Regions from separate parts of the Homo sapiens genome. Here region 1 is linked to region 2. Evidence: read pairs that join two places in POLR2A ChIA-PET (ENCODE). Cell type or tissue: OCI-LY7. All regions are shown on one strand. Links, peaks and the distances in the headings refer to the core of each region. The heading gives the core; the rest is flanking DNA.

Region 1 (5,382 bases), core at 184-5,183, 82 kb before region 2:
TGGCATGCACCTGTAATCCTAGCTACCTGGGAGGCTGAGGTGGGACAAACACTTGTGCTCAGGAGTTCGAGGTTACGGTGAGCTGTGATTGTGCCACTGTACTCCAGCCTGGGTGACAGAGCAAGATTCTGTCTCTAAATTAAAAAAAAAAAATTATTCTATGGCCACACTGTGTGTCAAAGGATATGAAATAAAAATTTTATTAGTGGGCCATTCAGGAAATAGTGAGAAATGTCACTCCTATTTTCACTTCTTAGTGCCTAAGAAGTGCTCACTTGTTTTGGCCGTGGAAGAGAAAATACCACATATTGGTGGTTGTTTTAGAGCATATACTGTATTCTACAGGATGGTGTCTGAACTTTCTAAGATATTTCCCAATAGGCACCAAAACTAAATCTTCAGTAGGTCACTTCACTGTTTTATGAAGCCAACTGCTTCTGGTTAGAAATCTTAGTGCATCCTAAATGCTTCAACTCATTGTCCTAATCATTTTGCTATTCAGTAAGATCCCTGGTCAGAAGCAATGTTATGTAATTACAGTGACAGTGAGTAAAGCACTTGGTAAGTCTACAGATGGTGTTTCTGGGAGAAGCTTGGTAGACCAGGTAGACAAATGCATATCTAAAATATATTGATTTCAGCAGGGCTTGGTGGCTCACATGACGGAGTTTGGCTCTTGTTGCCCAGGCTGGAGTGCAATGGCACGATCTCGGCTCACCGCAACCTCCACCTCTCCAGTTCAAGTGACTCTCCTGCCTCAGCCTCTCAAGTAGCTGGGATTACAGGCGCAAAACACGACACCCAGCTAATTTTGCATTCTTAGTAGAGATGGGGTTTCTCCATGTTGGTCAGGCTGGTCTCGAACTCCCGACCTTAGGTGATCCGCCTGCCTCAACTTCCCAAAGTACTGCGATTAAAGGTGTGAGCCACCATGCCCGGCCCCTATATGAAGTCTTTTATCCCTCACCCACCTCCCAACCTCTGCATTCTGAGTCTCCAAAGTCCATTACACCACTCTGTATGTCTTTGCATACCTATAGCTTAGCTCCAACTTATAAGTGAGAACATACGGTATTTGGTTTTCCATTCCTGAGCTAGTTCACTTAGAATAGTGGCCTCCAGCTCCATTCAAATTGTTACAAAATACTTTATTATTATTATTTTTTATGGCTGAATAGTATTCCATGGTGTATACATACCACATTTTTTTTTTATCTGTTCATTGGTCTTGTCTAACCATCTATTGAAAATCTTTCGCACAACGCCAATCTATATGGGTCTTTACATGGGACACAACTATTCTTCAACTCTAGACTTAGGCTGAGGGGTTTTTGCTCCAGTTCTCTTTATCACCAATCCTCCAATCTTATTACTCCCAAGTCCCTAACTATCCAGTGACATTATTAGCTATTGGCTACAAATTAATGTTGACCTGCAACTCATCTTTCTTTCCAGATAAATGGATTGTGAGATGTACTATTTTAAGTTATGCCCATTGGGAATATTTATTTTTCTACACTGACCACCAGGTCACCCCTGAGTGGGACTGGCATGCTATGGCAGTGCACTTCTGCAAGTGGGGTTATTGAGCTACATTAAAAAGTGACAAAGAAATGCTGCTACATAATGTGGATGTAGAAAAATACTTCTATAGACGGGTGCGTGGCTCACGCCTGTAATCCCAGCACTTTGGGAGGCCAAGGTGGGTGGATCACGAGGTCATGAGATCGAGATCATCCTGGCTAATGCGGTGACACCCCATCTCTACTAAAAATACAAAAAATTGGCCGGGCTTGGTGGCATGCGCCTGTAGTCCCAGCTACTCGGGAGGCTGAGGCAAGAGAATCTCTTGAACCTGGGAGGTGGAGGTTACAGTGAGCCAAGATTGCACCACTGCACTCCAGCCTGGGAGACAGAGCAAGATTCTAAAAAAAAAAAAAAAAAGTCTCAAAAAAAAAAAAAAAAAGAAAGAAAGAAAGATAAGAAAGAAAAAGAAAAATACTTCTACAACACAGAGGTTCCTGTAGGGTGCTTCTTAGTATTGCCATGTGCTATGGAGTCAACAGTAAATTAAACTGGAATGTTTTTCTTCTCAGTCACCTGATCACAGGTATCTCTCTCTCTTATTTTTTTTTTGAGATGGAGTTTCACTTTGTCACCCAGGCTGGAGTGCAATGGCACGATCTTGGCTCACTGCAACCTCTGTCTCCCAGGTTCAAGCAATTCTCCTGCTTCAGCCTCCCGAGTAGCTGGGATTACAGGTCCCTGCCACCATGCCCAGCTAATTTTTGTATTTTTGGTAGAGACAGGGTTTCATCATGTTGGTCAGGCTGGTCTTGAACTCCTGACCTTAGGTGATCCACCCACGTCGGCCTCCCAAACTACTGGGTTTACAGGCTTAGCAATCTAAATGTTAATTTCATCCTACAAAATACCATCACAGGCCGGGTGTGGTGGCTCATGCCTGTAATCCCAGCACTTTGGGAGGCCGAGGCGGGCGGATCACCTGAGGTCAGGAGTTCAATACCAGCCTGGCCAACATGGCAAAACCCCGTCTCTACTAAAAATACAAAAATTTAGCTGGGCGTGGTGGCAGGTGCCTGTAATCCCAGCTACTTGGGAGGCTTAGGCAGGAGAATTGCTGGAACCTGGGAGGCAGATGTTGCAGTGAGCTGAGATGGTGCCACTGCACTCCAGCCTGGGCAAGACAGAGTGAAACTCCGTCTCAAAAACAAAAAACAAAAACAAAAACAAAAAAACCCATCACAGCAACATCTAGACTAGCATTTGACCACGTATTTTGGAACTGTAGCCTAGCCAATGACATATCACATTAACCATCCCACTGTCTTTTTGTTCTCGTAACAGTTAGAAGCGTCCAGCTTAATCTTCCACATGCCTTCTTATTCTTGTCTCTTGTATAACTATGATTATTTGGTCCCTGAAACGCTTGTCTTTGATAGGCTCCTCATTCCACACGGCCAAGTGATCATTTAGGTAACTCACTCTCCCTTGCTGCCGTGGTCTGGATCCTCGCTGCCTTTTAGCCTGACCACATCACATAAGCATTTCTTGAAAGGTCTGTTGCCCATCACCACATCTGCTATTAACTACTATATTGCTCAAGGCTCTTGTTTTCTTTTTTTTTTTTTTTTTTTTTTTTGAGACGGAGTCTTGCTCTGTCGCCCAGGCTGGAGTGCAGTGGCGCGATCTCGGCTCACTGCAAGCTCCGCCTCCCGGGTTCACGCCATTCTCCTGCCTCACCCTCCCCAGTAGCTGGGACTACAGGCGCCCGCCACCACGCCTGGCTAATTTTTTGTATTTTTGGTGGAGATGGGGTTTCACTGTGTTAGCCAGAATGATCTTGATTTCCTGACCTCGTGATCTGCCCGCCTCGGCCTCCCAAGGTGCTGGGATTACAGGCGTGAGCCACCGCGCCTCATACCTCGTTTTCAAATAACAGAGTTCACCCTGGCTAATTGTAGCTGAAATAAATTGAATAAAAGATGTTAGGTAGTTGAAGGGATCATTGAGAAGGCTGGAGTAAATGGCTAAGTCTCAATAAAGTCGAGAGCCATACCAAAGCACTACCCTAATGAGAGAGTTGCCACCATTGCTGCCAGTTCCAGACCATGCAGCAGAACTGGCCTGATGAGAAAATTCCTGGGTGCCAGTCCCAAGGGCAGAGGTCTGAAAGTGCATTGCTTATGACATGTATATATAGAAGGATGGAACAGCAACAGTGCATCTGTTTTTATTCTAGTTTGAAGGAATTGCCATCCTCAAGTGTTGAATATCTAACTTCAAAACAGTGGTGACAGTGTGTCCGAAATTGGTGGGTTCTTGGTCTCACTGACTTCAAGAATGAAGCTGCGGACTCTCGCGGTGAGTGTTACCGCTCTTAAGGTGGCGTGTTTGGAGTTTGTTCCTTCTGATGTTCGGATGTGTTCGGAGTTTTTTCCTTCTGGTGTTCCCGCCCGGTTTGTGGTCTCTCTGGCTCAGGAGTGAAGCTGCAGACCTTCGCAGTGAGTGTTACAACTCTTAAGGCGGCGCGTCTGGAGTTGTTCGTTCCTCCCGGTGGGCTTGTGGTCTCGGTGGCTTCAGAAGTGAAGCTGCAGACCTTTACGGTGGGCGTTACAGCTCATAAAAGCAGCGTGGACCCAAAAAGTGAGCAGTAGCAAGATTTATTACAAGGAGCGAAAGAACAAAGCTTCCACAATGTGGAAGGGGACCTGAGCAAGTTGCTACTTCTGGCTCGGGCAGCCTGCTTTTATTCTCTTATCTGGCCCCACCCATGTCCTGCTGATTGGTAGAGCCCAGTGGTCTGTTTTGACAGGGCGCTGATTGGTGCCTTTACAATCACTGAGCTAGAGACAAAGGTTCTCCACCTCCCCATCAGATCAGTTAGATACAGAGTATGGACACAAAGGTTCTCCAAGGCCCCACCAGAGCAGCTAGATACAGTGTCGATTGGTGCATTCACAAACCCTGAGCTAGACACAGGGTGCTGATTGGTGTGTTTACAAACCTTGAGCTAGATACAGAGTGCTGATTGGTGTATTTACAATCCCTGAGCTAGACATAAAGGTTCTCCAAGACCCCACCAGAGTAGTTAGATATGGAGTGTCGATTAGTGCATTCACAAACCCTGAGCTAGACACAGGGTGCCGATTGGTGTGTTCACAAACCTTGAGCTAGATACAGAGTGCCGATTGGTGCATTCACAATCCCTGAGCAAGACATAAAGGTTCTCCACGTCCCCACCAGACTCAGGAGCCCAGCTGGCTTCACCCAGTGGATCCTGCACCGGGGCTGCAGGTGGAGCTGCCTGCCAGTCCCGGTGCCGTGGGCCCACACTCCTCAGCCCTTGTGTGGTCGATGGGACTGGGCGCTGTGGAGCAGGGGGTGGCGCTCGTCGGGGAGGCTCGGGCCGCACAGGAGCCCATAGAGGGGGTGGGAGGCTCAGGCATGGCGGACTGCAGGTCCCGAGCCCTGCCCCGCGGGAAGGCAGCTAAGGCCCGGTGAGAAATCAAGCACAGTGCCGGTGGGCTGGCGCTGCTGGGGGACCCAGTACACCCTCCGCAGCCGCTGGCCCGGATGCTAAGCCCCTCACTGCCCGGGCCGGCAGGGCCGGCCGGCTGCTCTGAGTGCGGGCCCGCCAAGCCCCCGCCCACCCGGAACTCCAGCTGGCCCGCAAGCGCCGCGCGCAGCCCCGGTTCAGGCTCGCGCCTCTCCCTCCATACCTCCCTGCAAGCTGAGGGAGCAGGCTCCGGCCTTGGCCAGCCCAGAAAGGGGATCCCACAATGCAGCGGTGGGCTGAAGTGTTCCTCAAGTGCCGCCAAAGTGGGAGCCCAGGCAGAGGAGGCGCCGAGAGCGAGCGAG
Region 2 (5,382 bases), core at 214-5,213:
ATCGCTTGAACCGAGGAGGCAGAGGTTGCAGTGAGCTGAGATCTATGCCACTGCACTCCAGCCTGGGCGGCTGAGTGAGACTCCGTCTCAAAACAACAAAACAAAACAAACAACAACAACAACAAAAGGGAAATTACACGAGAGTGGATTTGTTAATTTTCTTAACTATAGTACCCATTTCACTATTTAAGTATATCAAAACATCATGCAATATACCTTAAATACATACAATAAAAAAAAAAAACGGACTCCTTAAATTCCCATGGTCAGCCAAAACAGTGCTTAAAACTAAGCAGTCAGCTCCCTAAATGTATGCTGAATATCAAACAGGCTTCTGCAGCTTCCCAAAGTTCTGTCCTTACCCTGTCTTGTAAGACTTCCCCGTTCAGGCTCCATGTGCTATCTTCACTACATGTTTTCCATTTCCACCACTGGTGTCTTGTTATTCTTCTGGCCTAAGATGCCCTCCCCCAACTTTAGCCCTCTGTGTCTTAACCATGCTTCAGTACAGCTCATCTCCCACCTCTCTGTTAAGCCTTTTTTGTCCCTTCCAACTTGTCAGTCATTTCTTCCCCTTTTCACAAATTTAGAACCTGGAGTGACCTCGGTGAAAGGTACAAGAGTTGGAATTTTGTCTGACATCACTTTGTGTCTCCCTCAACACATACACAATGCCCTGCACATAGCAGATGCTCAATAAAGACCTTTGGACTGGCTGAAGACATTTTTATAAATTCATGCAACTGGGAATATTGTGAGAGTGGTGGGGTCTAAATTCTCCCTCCCCTAACACTCCCATGGAAATCTGAATTTCTTAAATGTAATTGAAGAGAGCCTCAGGCTCGCACTGCTTATTTCTGCCAAGTGTTAATTATGTGTGGAATCCAAGGGGATTTCCATGTATGGATTACAGGGGTATTATGAGGGGACATTAAGAAAGGCAGCTGTGGAGCAGGAAGACACTCTTTTATAAACTTTCAAAGACCAGCAGTTTTCTAATTTCTTTTTGGGGAGAGATCTGTTCTCCATGTCCTTTGTTTGTGCTTAGCGAAAAAGTAGAGGATACTTAACTTCCAAGAAAAAACCTTTGTCTGATTAGCTCTTTGCATTATTAGGATTCAAAAAAGAAAAAAAAAAGGGAAAATTCTCAATCATTTTCTCTGAATTACAACTGCGAAGATATTGTAAACCCTCACATTGTTGTCTAGGTCTTCATCTGGCCAAAGCCAACCAGCGAGAGTATGTACAAGAATCTCATTCCAAAACATTTCTAAAAATGTTATTTTTAAAACAACTTTAACATTTCAAGTGAACGTAAAGTAATAGGATAAACCAGATTATCATCTGTTCTGTGTAGTCACTTGAAAAGCAACCTCTCCAACTTAAACATTTATTCCAACTTTGTTATTATTGCTCAAAATGAGACTGGTTTATCTTTGAAGCCACTTTTCCAGCTACAGAAAGAAAATAACTCCTTCTTTCATAGTCACACCTCATTTTAAAACTCAATCTAATCTGTATTAGCTTGATCATGTGCCTCCTTTACCACATTTGGCACCAGATGATTTTGGGCTGTTTCCCAAAAATGAAATCAAAGAACGAACATTTGCTAACATTAAAACTACTTCTGAAAAGCAAAGGATATAGACCCTGAAGGCAATTTCAAGAGAGGAGCCATAGAAAAGTTTTGAGTAATGGAATGAGTGTATTGTTGCCTGGGGTAGCTTTTTTATTTGAGACAATACTCATATTGACGTGGAAGAGTGTATATATTTCTTTACAATCAGTTTCCTCATCTTGTATGCACATCTGATATTTGAAACTCACTTTGAACTGAAGGAATGTTCTTAGTTGAGGAAGACTCTAGGTCATTGAAAAAAACAATTGGAAAGAAATTACATCCTGCCTAACTTAGAGAAAGATGAGTGGTAGGCCGGGCATGGTGGTTCGCGTCTGTGGTCCCAGCTACTTGGAAGGCTGAGATGGGAGGATCCTTTGAGCCTGGGAGGTCGAAGCTGCAGTGAGCCATGATTATGCCACTGCACTCTAGTCTGGGCAACAGAGTGAGACCCTGTCTCAAAAAAAAAAAAAAAAAAGAAAAGAAAAAAGAAAAAAAAGTAACAGGAAATATATCATTAAAAACTGCCAGATGGCAGGAAGTATTAGAACGACATAGACCTAGATTCAAATTACATCCCTTGTTTGCTACTTTGGGCTTGTTATTCAACGTTTCTAAGATTCCATTTATTTTTCTATATGATGGTGCTCTATTAAATGGGAACTTATATATACTTAACACAGAGCCTGGCAAATGTTAGGATATTAAGTACTCAAAAATGTTATTTTCATTTGCGAACAAAACATAATTTAGTAGAAAGAGGATCTTCAGGGACTTAAAACTTCTGAGTTCTAGTCTCATCTAATCATCCGGTGGCCTTGGCTAAGTCATTCAGACTTTCTGAGGTCCAGTTTTAAAATTACATTTGCAAAATTATATTATCTACTGTGATGATAAATTTTGTGTCTCAACTTGGTCAGTGGTGATCAGATTTGGTCAGACATTATTCTGGATGTTTCTGTGAGGGTGTTTTTGGATGAGATTAACATTTAAATTGGTGGATTTCAAGTAAAGCAGATTGCTCTCTATAATGTGGGTGAGCCTCATTCAATCAGTTGATGGCCTGAATAGCTCTCCCCAAGCAGGAAGGAATTCTGATAGCAGCTGGCCTTTGGACTTGATCTGCAATATTAGTGCTTTCCTGGGTCCCCAGCCTAATGGCCACCCTGTAGATTGTGGACTTGCCAAGCCTCCATAATTGTGTGAGACAATTTCTTAAAGTAAATCTTGTATGTATATCCTATAGGTTCTGTTTCTGTACAAAACCCTGACTAATATATCTACGCCAAGGATTTTTTGCCCCAGGGAGGAACAAAGGCAGTCATGTATGGAGCTCTGCCTGCCCCAGGCCTGGATCAGGGCAGTAGCTTCGTAGGCATCAGTTTTCTTTCCCTGTTCCTGCCCTTTGCTTGTTGAGCCTTAGTTTTCTTATAAGAAAAATGAACAGGTTAGACACATTAGGTAATATCTAAAGCCTCTTACAGATATGAAAGTCTGTGTATCTATATAAAATGAATTGCTTGGGCTGTAACATTCAAATACAGGCATGACCAAGTTGGGTTTCTGCCAAGAAAGAAGGGCATGGGCGTGCATTAAAGACTATTTATGTAGAAACAAACCTTTTCAGGGGTATGTAAAAGGTTCGGGGGACTAACGGGGAACTCCTGGTAGCCCTATAAATATACTTATAAGCCTGAATGCTTTCTCAGTGGTTGGGGGAAGTAAAGTATAATCTCTTACTGTATGTAGAAATAACTGGGGAAAGCACCTACTTTACCTGTTAGTGCCTTTATGTGTGTCCCTGTTCACCTACTTAAGTGACTAAACTGGGGAGAGCAGAGTCTTTTGATGGATTGTAAAGAACTCAGGGGAACAGGTTGAACATAACACTAACCTTTGATCTCTGAAAATTTAAGGTCCAACACAGTGTTTGTTAGAAGCATAAAAGTAGGCCCCAGTGTATTTTAACTATATTCGTAGCAATTCACCAGAAATTGTTCTAGTATATTTCAGGACATAAGTGTTCTTTCCTTTCTTAACCAGTGAAGTGGCTAGATACTTAAACATACTGGCTAGAGTACTTTGGATCTCTGAGTCTTAGATGAAATGATTGGGAAAATCCTTTTTAAGCTCTTTTGGGCTATATAAGGGTAAGTGATTGTTATTCTTAACAATACACACTCAGGCGATACCAGTAGTCTGAGGCTCAGTTGAAAGAAGTCTGGCTAAGAGGGCTTCCTTCCCAACGTCGGAGTTTCATATTTTCTTTCTGGCACACTCTGGGAGCCCTTGTCAGGTAGGCCAATGAGCAAAGTTAGCAACTGCTCACACAGCTTGAATTCAGAGACTCAAATAAAGCTTCCTGCTCATCAGTCCAACTGCCCACAGCCAGCCACATGGGCTCTGAGCCACCAGGCTGTACCCTATTCTATTCCACGATGTTTCCAGAGCCATTTTAGGCACATTCACCATCATGACAGTTCACTGCTTAAAAGATTCATTGCTTTTCCATTCCCTGTAGGGTAAAACCCAAACACCTTAGTATCCATAACATACAAGGTCTTTGGAAAACTATGGCCTCTTATTTCTTTAGTTCCATCTCTGCTGTAATTATTGCCCACTCTTCCATAGCAAAATTCTAGGCTCTGGGCTGTAAACTGTCATTCTGAGATTTGATATTTATTCAGCAAATAATTAATGCATGCCAAGTAAGGAATATCGGGCACTGTTTTTAAGAGCTGGGGATATGTCAGTAAATAAAATGGAGGCTACGATGTAGGGGAAAATGAATGATGAACATTATATAGCATATTAGAAAGTGATGAGAACTATAAGAAAACCCAAGTGAGATAGGGAGCTTTAGTTATGCTGGGAGTGGGAATAGGGGGCTGCATTTTATATAGACAGCCCTCTCTGAGAAGGTGAGGGGATGTTTCACTTATGTAGCATTATTGTAACAACAGCGAGCTGATAAAGGGAGCAAGCCATACACACATTTTGAGGAACAGCTTTCCAAGCAGAAGCAATGCATATCTGGAAGGTCTTGAGACAGGAAGCAACTACTGTGTTTAAGAAACAGCAAAAAGGCTGTGTGCTGAAATGCAGTGAGAAAGCAAGTGGATGGAAGGCGATTGGGAGCGGGTGGACGCTGGGCAGCGGGACCCGATATAGTAGGACCTTGAATGCCACCGTCAGAACTTTGGCTTTGACTCCATCAAACAGCAACTGGACGGTTTTGTGCAGCAGAGTAACATGGCCCATCTTCTGTTCTCAAAGGACCCCTTGGCTGCTGTGTTGTGGACACACTGAAGGGTAGAGGTGGGAAGATCAGTTGGGAAGCTGTTGCAATAACCAGGAGAGAAGATTATGGTTTAGACCAGGGTAACAGCAGTGGAGGTGTAAGAGGCAGTCAGGTTAGGGATCTATTTTAACATTACAGCTGTAGGGTTTGAATGTGGAGTGTTCCAATATTCAGATGACGGAAGATGGGTATAGCAAAGGAATTAGCAAGGAGATTGAGAAGGTGCAGTCAGTGAAGGAGGAGAAAGATCAATAGAGTAGCAACCCAGATACCAAGTGAAGAAAGTGTTTCCGGAAGGAACCTGTAATTAGCTGTATCAGATGCTGCAGAGAAGTTAACTAGGATCACCCTAAAAACTGACCACTGGACTTAGCAGTATGGAGGTTATTTATTTATTTATTTATTTTTTGAGATGGGGTCTTGCTGTGTTGCCCAGGCTGAAGTGCAGTGGCTTGATCTTGGC

The links. ChIA-PET counts read pairs that join two places held together with the same protein. Peaks named below come from ENCODE experiments on the same cell type or tissue, not always from the same donor. Only the 100,000 strongest peaks of a DNase experiment are listed, where the experiment ranks them.
Region 1: POLR2A ChIA-PET joins it to region 2 with 6 read pairs; 7 of 35 experiments call an interaction of 5 or more read pairs at or near these places.

Annotation. Positions count from the first base shown.
Region 1 is chr3:177,266,875-177,272,256 of GRCh38, forward strand. No RefSeq gene overlaps it. Among named protein-coding and RNA genes, the nearest start is that of LINC00501, 25 kb to the right of the region's middle. In OCI-LY7, for the core only: no CTCF peak of the experiment used is centred there; no DNase peak of the experiment used is centred there.
Region 2 is chr3:177,348,686-177,354,067 of GRCh38, forward strand. No RefSeq gene overlaps it. Among named protein-coding and RNA genes, the nearest start is that of LINC00501, 57 kb to the left of the region's middle. RefSeq lists an enhancer at 3,022-3,081. In OCI-LY7, for the core only: no CTCF peak of the experiment used is centred there; DNase peaks (open chromatin) are centred at 2,176, 3,296 and 3,972; H3K4me3 peaks cover 2,487 bases; H3K27ac peaks cover 2,525 bases.